2 separate regions of the Homo sapiens genome follow, and region 2 is linked to region 1. A link is a contact called in ENCODE Hi-C or POLR2A ChIA-PET data. All regions are on one chromosome and are shown on one strand. Each heading gives the region's core, a stretch centred on a gene start or an enhancer-like site at or near the end of the contact. The rest is flanking DNA. Distances are from core to core; before and after follow the strand shown.

Region 1 (5,495 bases), core at 153-2,652:
CCTCTGATGATGCCTGTCCTTACCTGATCAGTGAGAGCCACTGTTCCATGTTATCTGGGAGCCTTTAAGCTTCAGTGGCAGTGAAGGAAGACCTGGCCTGCGGTTCAGCTCAAGACAGGAGTTAGTAGACACAGTTTTAAAATATCCTTTGGTACCTCCATTCAAGCAATTGACTCACTGCTCTTCTTGACAAGTGCTGGTAGCAACAAGGTGTAAAAGGACACCCTGATGATTTGTTCAGCGACTCTGGCCATCTCCTTGGGACTGATGCTCTGAGAGGGTCTTGGTGGCTCAGTCATGAAATCCTGGCTATTTGAAGTTCCAAACTTGGATGGTCTTGCTGGTTCCCACACTCAGTAGCAGTCTAGGTGGTGCCGTTAAGCGCGGGATGGATGCTGTATTGCATAAACCTCAGAAGCACTTTCTGCATAGGCATGTGAGCTGATGAAACAGCACTTACAATTTGAGAGTTATCTTTTAAGAAAAGGGTAGGAGGCAAGTTTTTGTCATCTAGCTTCCTGAGTTTCTCTACTATCTCGCTTCTCTACACACAGTGACTGGAGCATTTTTACAGATACGTGGGAACATTAAAAAAGAAATATCGGCTTAAATTCACTCCTGGCCACTTGCTTAACTCCATTATTTTCCCTACTTGGTGAAATAATAAAATTCTACAGTTCTGTCTAAACTCATTTCTAGAAATATCTTCATTTTATGTGGATAGAAATTCATGGACAAACTTAAGGGTTTAGTATAATGGTAGATACAAAAAGAAACAGTACAGGAAAGTAGAAGTTAACCCAGTATGAAGGAGACTTCAAAATAGCCAGGTTGATCCCATCGTTTCTTGAATTAGCCTACACATTTGCTTCAAAGGTGGAAAATTGCTTTCATAGTTGATGGAAGTTGTCATTGGTTTTGATAGGATGGAATGAGAGGATTGAGGTAGTGTCCTTTTAGGATTTCTTGATTTGAAGCTAAGTGTGGATGAAATTTACTGATTTCTATTTAAAGTATATACATATTGGCTTCTTGTCTAGGTATTTCATAAATAATGACAATGTAAAGTCAAACAGCCGTTATCTAAAATAGATTTTCTACTGGATGACACCCAGTTTTGCCATTATAGAGGCTGACAAAAGAGGACAGATGAAATATACCAAAGATTAGTGCAATAATAAAAGTCTGCCAGAAGCATTCTAATTTATTTCTTAAAAGCTCAAATGTTTAAGTGATAATGTGAAGGCAGAAACATACATCTTTGCTCTGCCCAAAAACTGAGCCATCTGTAGAGTAGTAAGAGCTGACACCAGTGACAAGGACTCACGGTACTAGGAAAGCCTCCCCATGTGCTTTTCCCTGCATCAGAATGCTTTCATTTCAGTGCTGAATAAAAACGAGATGTCATGGGGGAAAGAGGAAGTTAGCTGTGTGTATTTGTCATCCCTGTTGTGATGTTCTTTGCAGCTTTTTCTTCTTCTAGAGTCTCCCTTTGGTCTGATTTGCATAGGCAAGTATACACTTTCTTTTCACCGAAAGTGTGTGGCTTCCTCCTTGGGCTTGTCAGGAACATCCCGTCCACCAACCACATCTTTGCTTTGTAGCATGTTCTCTCTTCTTCCCCCGGAATGAGGTGGAGTCCAAAGTCTGTTTAGGGGAATCGTCTTCTGGTGTCCAGATGTTCTAAGCACTGGTTTTTCAAGCCTTTGGTCAAGAAGCAGAGAGCAAGCATGCAGAGTTGAGGCTTTTAACCTTTCAGATTGGCTTTTAATCTATTCCCTGAAGCAGTGATGACAGAGCATGTTATTTTTAACCTTAGTGATTAATATTCCCCTCTCTTCCTCTCCCTTCTACCCCACTTACACAAATCTGGTGTTATTTTTTTTGTTGTTTGTTTGCATGATGTCACTGATCAAATACTCTGGTTTTGTATGTTTCAAAATGTATTCTTGAAGTACTATTAATCTTTTCTTCTCCAAAGATTCCCACCACAGGGCTTCAGATTACTGGTTGTGACACCACAAAACCAACTAAAGAAGAGGAATCCAGGGTGTAATATCATTTCACCACTGAGCCTTGCTTAAAATGTTGACTTTTTTAAAGCAAATGCCTGGAATTATTTATACAAGTGGTGTTAGCAGAACATTCTTTGAAAATTGAAAGCCTTTAGTGGTTCTTAGATGCTCTGAAACTGGTGTTATCGAAAAAATTTGTGGGATAGAAACTGGAATATCCCTGAGAAGCAGGCCGAAACCTAACAAAATGAACAGAAACACCCAACCCTTCCCAATTCCTTTGAAACAATCACCTTTTTGTAGCTAGCAGTGGGCTGAGCTTTTTCTTCTTTAGACTTGATAAGTATCAAACTATCTCCTGCAGCAAAACTTAAGAATTATATGCTGTGAAGCCTCAAATTTTTGTTTTCAGCAAAGGTTCTAGTGATACTTCTGAATTTCTTTGGGGAATGAGCCTAGAAAATATTGTTAAAGTAACAGATGAGTAAAATTAGCAACATAGAAGTAAAATTCTGCCCTGCTTTGTCCTAAGTATGTGGACACACAGCATACATCACCTGAGTCACAGGGAATTGGCCAGGACCTCTTAATTCAAGAAGAATATTGTAAGATATTTTAAAATAATGTGCAAACACTTGGCATCCTCATTCTACCTTTTAAAACCCCTAAATTGCTATGACTTATTTTTATAAGGTTTAGTTGTGCTAGCTATTTGGATTGAATTATATCATGTGAGCATCTTGAAATTTGAAAATTTAATGAAGCGTATGTTTTTCTATGAGAAAGGCAGCTTCTTGAATTAAAAATGAAGAGAGACTAGCTTAGAAGGAAAAAAGATTAAAGTTGCAAATCATCTCTATGTGGCTGGACTCATAGGGCATGATGAGAGCACAGAACCCAACCTTGGGTTGAGAACCCAGGGAATTTGGTTTGGTATAGAGAATGATATTAGGAGTGTAGGAATATTTAATGCCCTTATTCAAAAGGAAGTCAAATTTCTGACAGTTTCAGCAGCTTCAGCTTCTAGACTCTAAAACAAAATGCTAAGCCTGGAAATAGTTCAAAACACATAGTGACAGCAAAAAGAAATAATGGTTGGCTTGAATTTGAGGAGATAGTTGAACAATTGAAGGTATACAGCACACAGGTTCCTGAGGCTACCCAGACTGCCCATTGAAGGCTCACTCAACAAAGACGGCATAAAGCAACAAATCATCTCTGTCAAATGAGTGTGCTAGACCAAGAGTACACATGAACGGTGTAAGTTAATAGCTAATATTTAAAAATCGGGGTCCCCATTAAAACCACAATTGTATTTCAAATCTGCTGATTTTTTTAAAAAAGACGAAAGGTCTATGTACTCAGCATAGGTTTAATTTACATTATATTAATTTGTTGTATTAATTCCAATACCCTCTCTATATGTAGAAAAGTCATCCATGACATAGTATTTCATCCACTAACAAGGCTTGGTGTACGTAGGGATTTTGGGGTCTTTCTACTACCCAGAGACCCACAGCTCCCAGATTAGGCATTACTAAATTATATTCTTTCAGAAGGCTTCCAGTTCTAAAATGTTAGGAATATATGTTCATAACATTTTTAAAGCATGCTTTAAATAATTTTTAAATCATTTAATTTATTATAAATTATTAAAAATTATGCTTTAAATAATTTTTAAAGCATAAACTGCATTCAGCGTGTAAATTTAAAGATAGCAGAGAAATACGCAATGTATCTTTGACAAATCTTTGTTAAAGTTTGTTGGGATAAAGTTTTGGTGTAAGACTCAAGCTTCAGTTATCTGGACTATTTGCTTATGTGGATCACTTTTCTCCTTGACAGTGAGGTATGTATTTAACCTAACAATGAACCAAGGAGATAGTTGGGCCAGTATCCCAGACTTTCTTCCATCCATAAACCCCCTTATTTCTCATATTAGAAGGCAGAAAAAAGGTAGTTATAGTTAATTTTCCTTAAAGAGTACTAAATATTCTGAAACATCTTTTCCTGACTCTTATTTCAATAAATAAAATCGAGATGGAGTCAAAGTTGGTCAAAGGAAATGGGAAAGAAATCTGAATCCCAGGGTTTAAAGAAAATACTTAAATGAACAGAATGCAGAGCCAGGTGTCATATTTTCCCCGTAAAAGGTGCTGAAAGAGTTCTCATTAAAGATGCTAGGAGATGAAAAAATCATTAGGTTAGATGAGGTCAGAAGAGTTGACTGGTCCTGATAGTATGACCAAGTTTAAAACAAGATTATAAGAACCTCTGAACTCCCATCACACTGCCCGACTGCTGTAGCAAGATTACTTTTAACTGCTGTTTCCATATTTCAACTAGACTTACCTAATACTTATTATTTACTTCGGATTCATTTGAATTTAAAAAGTTCCAAAAATTAGTGTCCTAATGATATATGCATGCGTGCATACTGGCATATATATGTGTATATACGGATCTAAAATTTTTATAGAGGTTTTTAAAAATACAAGCAATTTTGGATTCATACTGTATACAATTATTAAATGTTGGTTTCCATGTTTTAAGAGGAAAAAGGCACAATTTTGTTCCCCTGAGTAATTTTCAGTATGCTTTTCAATATAATGAATCCATCCTGAAATATGCTGTCCCTCTACCCACACTATTATGAAAGTCACAAATGCAGTATAAATTGAGGACCTCAGTTCTGCTGGACTTGCCAATTTCTAATCTAGGTTGAGATTTTTTTTTAAAGGTATACTTAATTTGGCAGCATTTGAATAGGACTTCTGGGTAGCTGAGGTCTGAATGAACCGTTAGCCATTGTCTGCTGCACATCAGTCTACAAGCAAGAACATCTAGAAGCCTCTGGCTAGAGACATGCTGGGGCAGCTAGCACCACACTGCTAAGCTTCTCAGAAGTCTGTATTTACTACTCTTCCTGCCTACTCATAGGAAAAAAAAAAAACTTCTGCCCGAATGTCCATATGACCCTCTGTTTGTCATCACTTCAAATGAGATCTCTTAGTTTAAAAAGGGGAGGGGCTGGGGATGAAACAACCACTGCTACTCTGCCACTGGCCCCCTCGTCAATTCCACAACTGCATGGCCTATTTTCTTGTAGCCTCTTTCTGCCCATGACAGTATTTCCTCTGTCACTTTATGCCAAACAAAGTGCTCCAGCACAAGAGGTAACACCAAAATCAGCTTTGTGGTCACCATTGCCTAAACCTGAAGATCTGTCTTCACCCCAAATTGGCACTGTCGCCAAGGCACCTGTCACCTGTTTTAATCTCCTTCCCACAAGAATACAAGCCTGTACTGCCTCCAGGCCTTGGTTCCTTTGGAGAACAGAGGCATTTACCTAGCACGACTTTTGATTGAGGTGTGGCATTCAGCCTGGCTCTAAACCCACGGCCCTGTCTGCAAATCAGAAGCTTGGTGTGAGGCACTGTGCTTGGTTGCCACAGCACGTTGGCTCCTACGGAGATATTC
Region 2 (5,425 bases), core at 2,044-4,543, 85 kb after region 1:
CTCAAGCAGAGCCTCCAAGGGCACGTATTATCCAAGATTCTTTTACTTGAAGTGATAGACACCAAACACCAACTGGCTTAAGTAAAAAGGAAAATGTACTGGCTCACAGACATGAAAGTTCATGGGATCATCAGGTACAGCTGGATCCAGGAATTCCATCCATGTCATCAGCACTGCTCCCTGTCTCTCAACCCTGCTTTCCTCTGGGTTGGGACCATCTCAGGTCAGCTTTCTTTAAGGGGTAGCCTAAGGATCTCAGCAGTTTATGCCATACTTAAATCCAAATGAAAGATTTTCTCTTTCCCAACAGTTTCAACTGAAGTCCTGAAATTGAGTCTCATCATCTCTAATTTTCCTAGCTTAGTCACATGCCCTTTCATGAAACAATCCCTGTGGCCAGAGTGATGCCATGCTCTGACTGGTCATCAGTGACACGCCTGGAGTGGGGGTCAACTCCACCACATGCGCGGAGACTGGGGAGAAGTTTTGACAGCGCTGGCTGCATAACCCCACACCCCCAAGCTCTTTCTCTCTTTTTCTCCATTTTGGAGGCTAGAAAAATGAAATGCTAGCCTTCCCCATCTCCTTTGCAGCTAGAGAGAATCTTAACACAGCTCTGGCTGATGAAATATAAGTGGAAGTATGGTGGAGACAACTGGAAAAACTTTGGCTTTTCTGATTAAAAAAAAAAGAAGAAGAAGAACAACTTCAAATTATTCTTCCTCCTTCCCTTCCTTCATCCTGCCTTGAGTGCAGATGTGATGCTTAGAGCTGCAAGCATGAGGAGAGAAACGCTGAATCAAAGCAGGCAACCACCTACCTTCAGAATTAGTGCTATGTGAATGAAATAAATCTTTACGTTGCAGCCACTCTGCATCAGCTTTCTTATCATTTACAGCTGAACGCATTCCTAATGTATCCATCCCCATAGGAAAGTCTGGTGCTGTCATCCGAGGAATGGGGAGCCGGGGCTGGAGAGGCAAAAACAATTCCAGGGAGGGTACAGAAGAGGGCAAAGCCAGAGGAGTCTGTAGGCAGGGAGTGAGAGGCAACTGAGGCCATGGAAAAGAGGGACACGTTCAAGAGAAGCTGAGAAAGAAGAATTGTTAGGTAGAGGGAAAAACCTATTAAGGAGGTAATGACAAGGAAGGTTTGAGTCTGGACACCTCAAATATCCTCAAAATCCCTGATCATGCAATAGGAGCCAGGAGCTATTCCCCATTCCTAGGGCTGTAGATACACACAGAGACCGGATGACTTAGACCCAGCCCTTGTGCAACCAGGAGGGCATCACCTTCTCCCAATCTTCACATGGGCAACCACCAAGGCCAGAAGATAGGTCCAGCCAAGGTGGGGGAATCCCGATGAGTGCTGTTGACATCTTTCATGGTGAGGAAGAGAACTATCACAGGACAAGTCCTGTCATGAAATAACCTGTTTCCTCAGTTGTAAATCATAAGCTGTAAGGTAGCTTGTAATAAGAGCATTTGTAATAAACATAATAATGAGCATAATGATTGGCTTTTACTGAGCCTTCACCTGGCTCCAAGAATTTAACAACTTGCTAGGCATTCTACAGATATCACCTGATTTAGTAACTGCAACAACCCTATAAAATAGTATCATTCCCATTGACAGATGAGGAAACTAAGGTGCAGAGAGATTAAGTAACTGGCCCTGGTTATACAGCTGGTAAGTGCCAGGGCCAAGAGTTAGAGGGCAGCACACACTCTTTCAGTTCTTAGCATCCCACGAGAGAAGTTGCTTCTCTGCTGCCTTTGATGTAGTTGAAGAGGTTAATCAAATTCTCTAGGTCAAGTTCCCCATTTTGGCTTGCTATTTCATAAAAGCACAGTACTGGTTATCCTTCCATCAGCACCTTCCTGAAGAACCATAGCTCCTCCCCTTTATGCTTGTCACCACGTCCCTGGCAAGGCCACCCAGGTAGAGAATGGGGATTTGTTAGATTTGTTAAAACCTTGCTGGGAGACAGGCAAGCTCTCCAACCAGCCTGGGCTTCCTCCATCTATGAAGTCCAATATGAGTGGTCATTAATACTCTTGTCGTCATAATAGTTAATACCCATTGAGTGTTCTCTCTTTTTAAAAATGTATTAACTCAATTAACCTTCACACAATTCCCTGAGATCGATGCTATTATTATCTCATCTCACAAATGAGAACTAAGGACTGGAGAGCTTAAATAACCTACCAAAGATCACACAGCAAAGACAACAGTTCTCAAGTAAAAGGGTCTCCTGCTCTAATTACACATAGATCCTGGAACAAAAAACAAGGCCTTGACACCTCCAAGGTGGAGTGGGAGCTAAGCTTCCACAATGGCATCTACTGTGGTCTCACGTGGGACTATGACTGGGCCACATTCAGCCCACCATTGCCCCACAGCGCCCCCGTCAGGACTGGAGGAGTCCATGCCTGACTCTTAAATGTGCTACCACGGCTTGTAAACACACTTAGCTTCCTCCACAAGCTTATAAAACCATCCCTCCCATGAGGCTGAGCAGTTGTTCAAACACTGGCAAACACTGCCAAAATTAAAATTCAATAAAGTCGTGGAAAATATTTTATATTATGAAAATCAAGTCAGATCTACAAGAATGCACTGTGAAAAACACAAAGCAGAGTCACCATGATTAATAATAAATGCAGGCACACCACTAAATCCAACCAAATGCCTCCAGATGCTTCCAAAGGCAGTTCTCCTCTCCATGGCAGTCAACTGTGTGTGCCGCTGCCCCCACCACATCCTCTCCTCTGACTCCACTGTGCACTCAACGCCAAAAGGCCCAAGTTCCTTCACAGCAAGGAGGGCTGACATAAACCCCATTCTCAGATTTTCTTAGCCTCCAGCTCTCAAAGAGCTGTGGAGAGTCCAGGTTTACCACCTCAGAAGAATTCACAGCTCACCGGTGCCAAACCTGATTTTTCCATTGTGAGAAATCTTTGTGGCATTACATTACCTTCCAGGGCCTTTCATCAACTGACCTCAGGTGGCTTTGGCCAAGTGACTTCAGAGTGAATACCCAAAGTGAAAGATGTTGGCAACTGAACTTCTTCTCAGTCTCCAGTGCCTCAGTCTCGATGAGCATTCATGTTTAATTCTCCCGCCTATAGCCTCTCTGGGCTTATTCATGCCCATAATGGATTCTAAGGACTGCAAATTACACATTAAACCTCCACTCTCTTCCCCACATTCCAGGGAATGAAGCGGTTTCTCTCACAGCCTGACCGCTCTTCCGGGAGCACCTGCCAATTTGGATGACGAAGGGGCCGTCCAGGGAGGAGCACACACTGCCAGCTGCCTTCCTGACTTCCGACGTCACCACTTCCCAGACCGTCCTCACGCCGTTTTCTCCTCATAAATCCAGTTATTGAAACTGGCAGAACACTTTGTGATATTGTCCTCCTGGTATCAGATCCATCCCTGGACCTCTCACTGGAAGGTCCCAGCTCTGACTTCTCTCCCCACCTAGAAACGAGAGCCTGGCAGCACTGACAGTCCTAAACCATCCACTCAACAGATTCACCACACACCTCACACTCAAAATCTCCCACCCGCACCAACTGCTCTAGCTGCGCTTTCATGGAAGGTAGCAGAAGCCACAGAACCCAGTGAAAGCTGCTCATACCTGATTATCTTCACGACGGAGGGGAAAGCAAAGGGGAAAGCCTGGAGGTGTAGAAAATCAATCTAGGAGGTAGCCAGGCCCATCCTGCTTCCTGATGCCACCCCAAGCCTCCTGGGTCCCGCCGCCTACTCCTCCCAGGTCTGGGCTGCTGCAGGCCTGCACAAGCCAGATACCTCCAGATTAGGAGGCCCACTCAAGGAGATTGAAAACTGACGCCCAGGAAGATTGGCTTCAGGTTCTGAAGACTAATAGCCACTACTTGAACTGCCCTCAGCTTCCCAGCAGCATGCTTCAATTTCATCTTCCTAAGTGATCACTAACAACACTTAACCTCCCCCATCTGGAAGCAGGAGAGCGCAAAATATCCCTTCTAGCAATTACCCCCAAGGAGAATGTTTAACCTCCCATGATCCAAGATATTAAAATTAACATCGAGATGCCCATTCTTCACATATTGAACTGACAAATATATTTTAAATTGCAATAAGAAGAATCCATACACAGCTGGTTAGAAATATGCACAGCCTTTCAGAAGGAATGTAGCAATATCAATTAAAGACTTAAAAATGCGCTTCAAAAAATGTTGCTGCAAAGAGGAACCTCAAGGATGTTCATTACAGCAATGACTATAATGGCAAAAAAGAAAATTGGAATTAACCTAATTGTCACGTAACAGAGGATTGGTTAAATAAATTAGAATGCATCCATATTATGAATTATAAGCAATGAAAGTGATGATGTAGAATAATTTAATGACATGGGAAAATGTTTATAATATGATGTTAAATGGAAAAAGCAGGGTACAAAATTGTATGATCCCATAAAAAAAAAAAAGCTTATGTTCCCAGTTGTATAAAAGTACAGCATGTACAGTACAGAATTCTTGACAATAAATGACTATGTTGCTAGCTTATATATATATATACACACTATACTATCATTTTTATCATTATATTAGAGTGTACTTCTACTTAAAAAAAAAGTTAACTGTAAAACAGCCTCAGACTGGTCCATCAGGGTCCATTCCAGTATTATTGTCACAGGAGATAACAGCTCCATGCACTTTATTGCCCGTGAAGACCTTCCAGCAGAACAAGATATGGTGATGGAAGACAGTGATATGGATGATCCCAACCCTATGTAGGCCTGGGCTAGTGTGTGTGTTTATGCCTCTGTTTTTAATAAAAAATTTTAAGCCAGGCATGGTGGTTCACAACTGTAATCCCAATGCTTTGGGAAGCCAAGGCAAAAGGACTACTTATGCCCAGGAGTTGGAGACCAGCCTGGGCAACATAGTGAGAGACTTTGTCTCTACAAAAAATTTTAAAAATTAGCCAGGCTTGGTGGTGCGTGACTGCAGTCCCAGCTACTTGGGAGGGTGAGGCAGGAAGATTGCTACAAAAATAAAAATTAAAAAAAAAATTTTTGAAAAGAACCAACCAAGGAAAAGCACATATGCAACCAAGCAAATGATGGCCCTCCAAGGAAATGAAATCGGCACTCTCTAAATCTGGCCAGCATTTCCTTCCTTGAATGGAAACAGTGGTAGAGGGGATAGAAGTCATACAGCTTTTGATTGAATTTAGGAGCGAAAACACTTGGTAAAAATAATGATATGAAAAGTAACCACTAGGAGCCACGCACCACAATACACTTACATGAAATAAATCATAGCTCACAACTACACAAGATTTGCAAGGCACTACAAAATGGGATGTGTTGGTGGCTTTGACCCATGCTTGGTCAAGTGTTTCATGGCATGACATGTGTCATCCT

Evidence for each region. A loop is a pair of places that touch in the nucleus more often than their neighbours do. ChIA-PET counts read pairs that join two places held with the same protein, here RNA polymerase II (POLR2A). Pooled maps may share reads with other maps.
Region 2: a loop to region 1 is called in a map of endothelial cell of hepatic sinusoid, with 4 times the contacts of the local background. The contact joins two enhancer-like sites. A Hi-C loop is called at or near these places in 2 of 168 maps with a recorded cell type or tissue (endothelial cell of hepatic sinusoid and posterior vena cava), 1 of 37 single-sample maps with no recorded cell type and 7 of 50 pooled maps. POLR2A ChIA-PET finds 5 or more read pairs at or near these places in 1 of 52 experiments (activated T-cell).

The regions. Positions count from the first base shown.
Region 1 is chr14:54,728,874-54,734,368 of GRCh38, forward strand. The region is part of intron 3 of SAMD4A (sterile alpha motif domain containing 4A); the gene reads left to right. Among named protein-coding and RNA genes, the nearest start is that of SAMD4A-AS1, 44 kb to the left of the region's middle. RefSeq lists a silencer at 1,498-1,792 and enhancers at 1,579-1,698, 1,799-1,878. Within about 2 kb of position 1,403, at least 11 of the 41 ENCODE cell types and tissues checked have a DNase peak (open chromatin) inside an H3K27ac peak, as active enhancers do.
Region 2 is chr14:54,811,903-54,817,327 of GRCh38, forward strand. No RefSeq gene overlaps it. Among named protein-coding and RNA genes, the nearest start is that of MIR4308, 64 kb to the right of the region's middle. Within about 2 kb of position 3,294, at least 2 of the 41 ENCODE cell types and tissues checked have a DNase peak (open chromatin) inside an H3K27ac peak, as active enhancers do.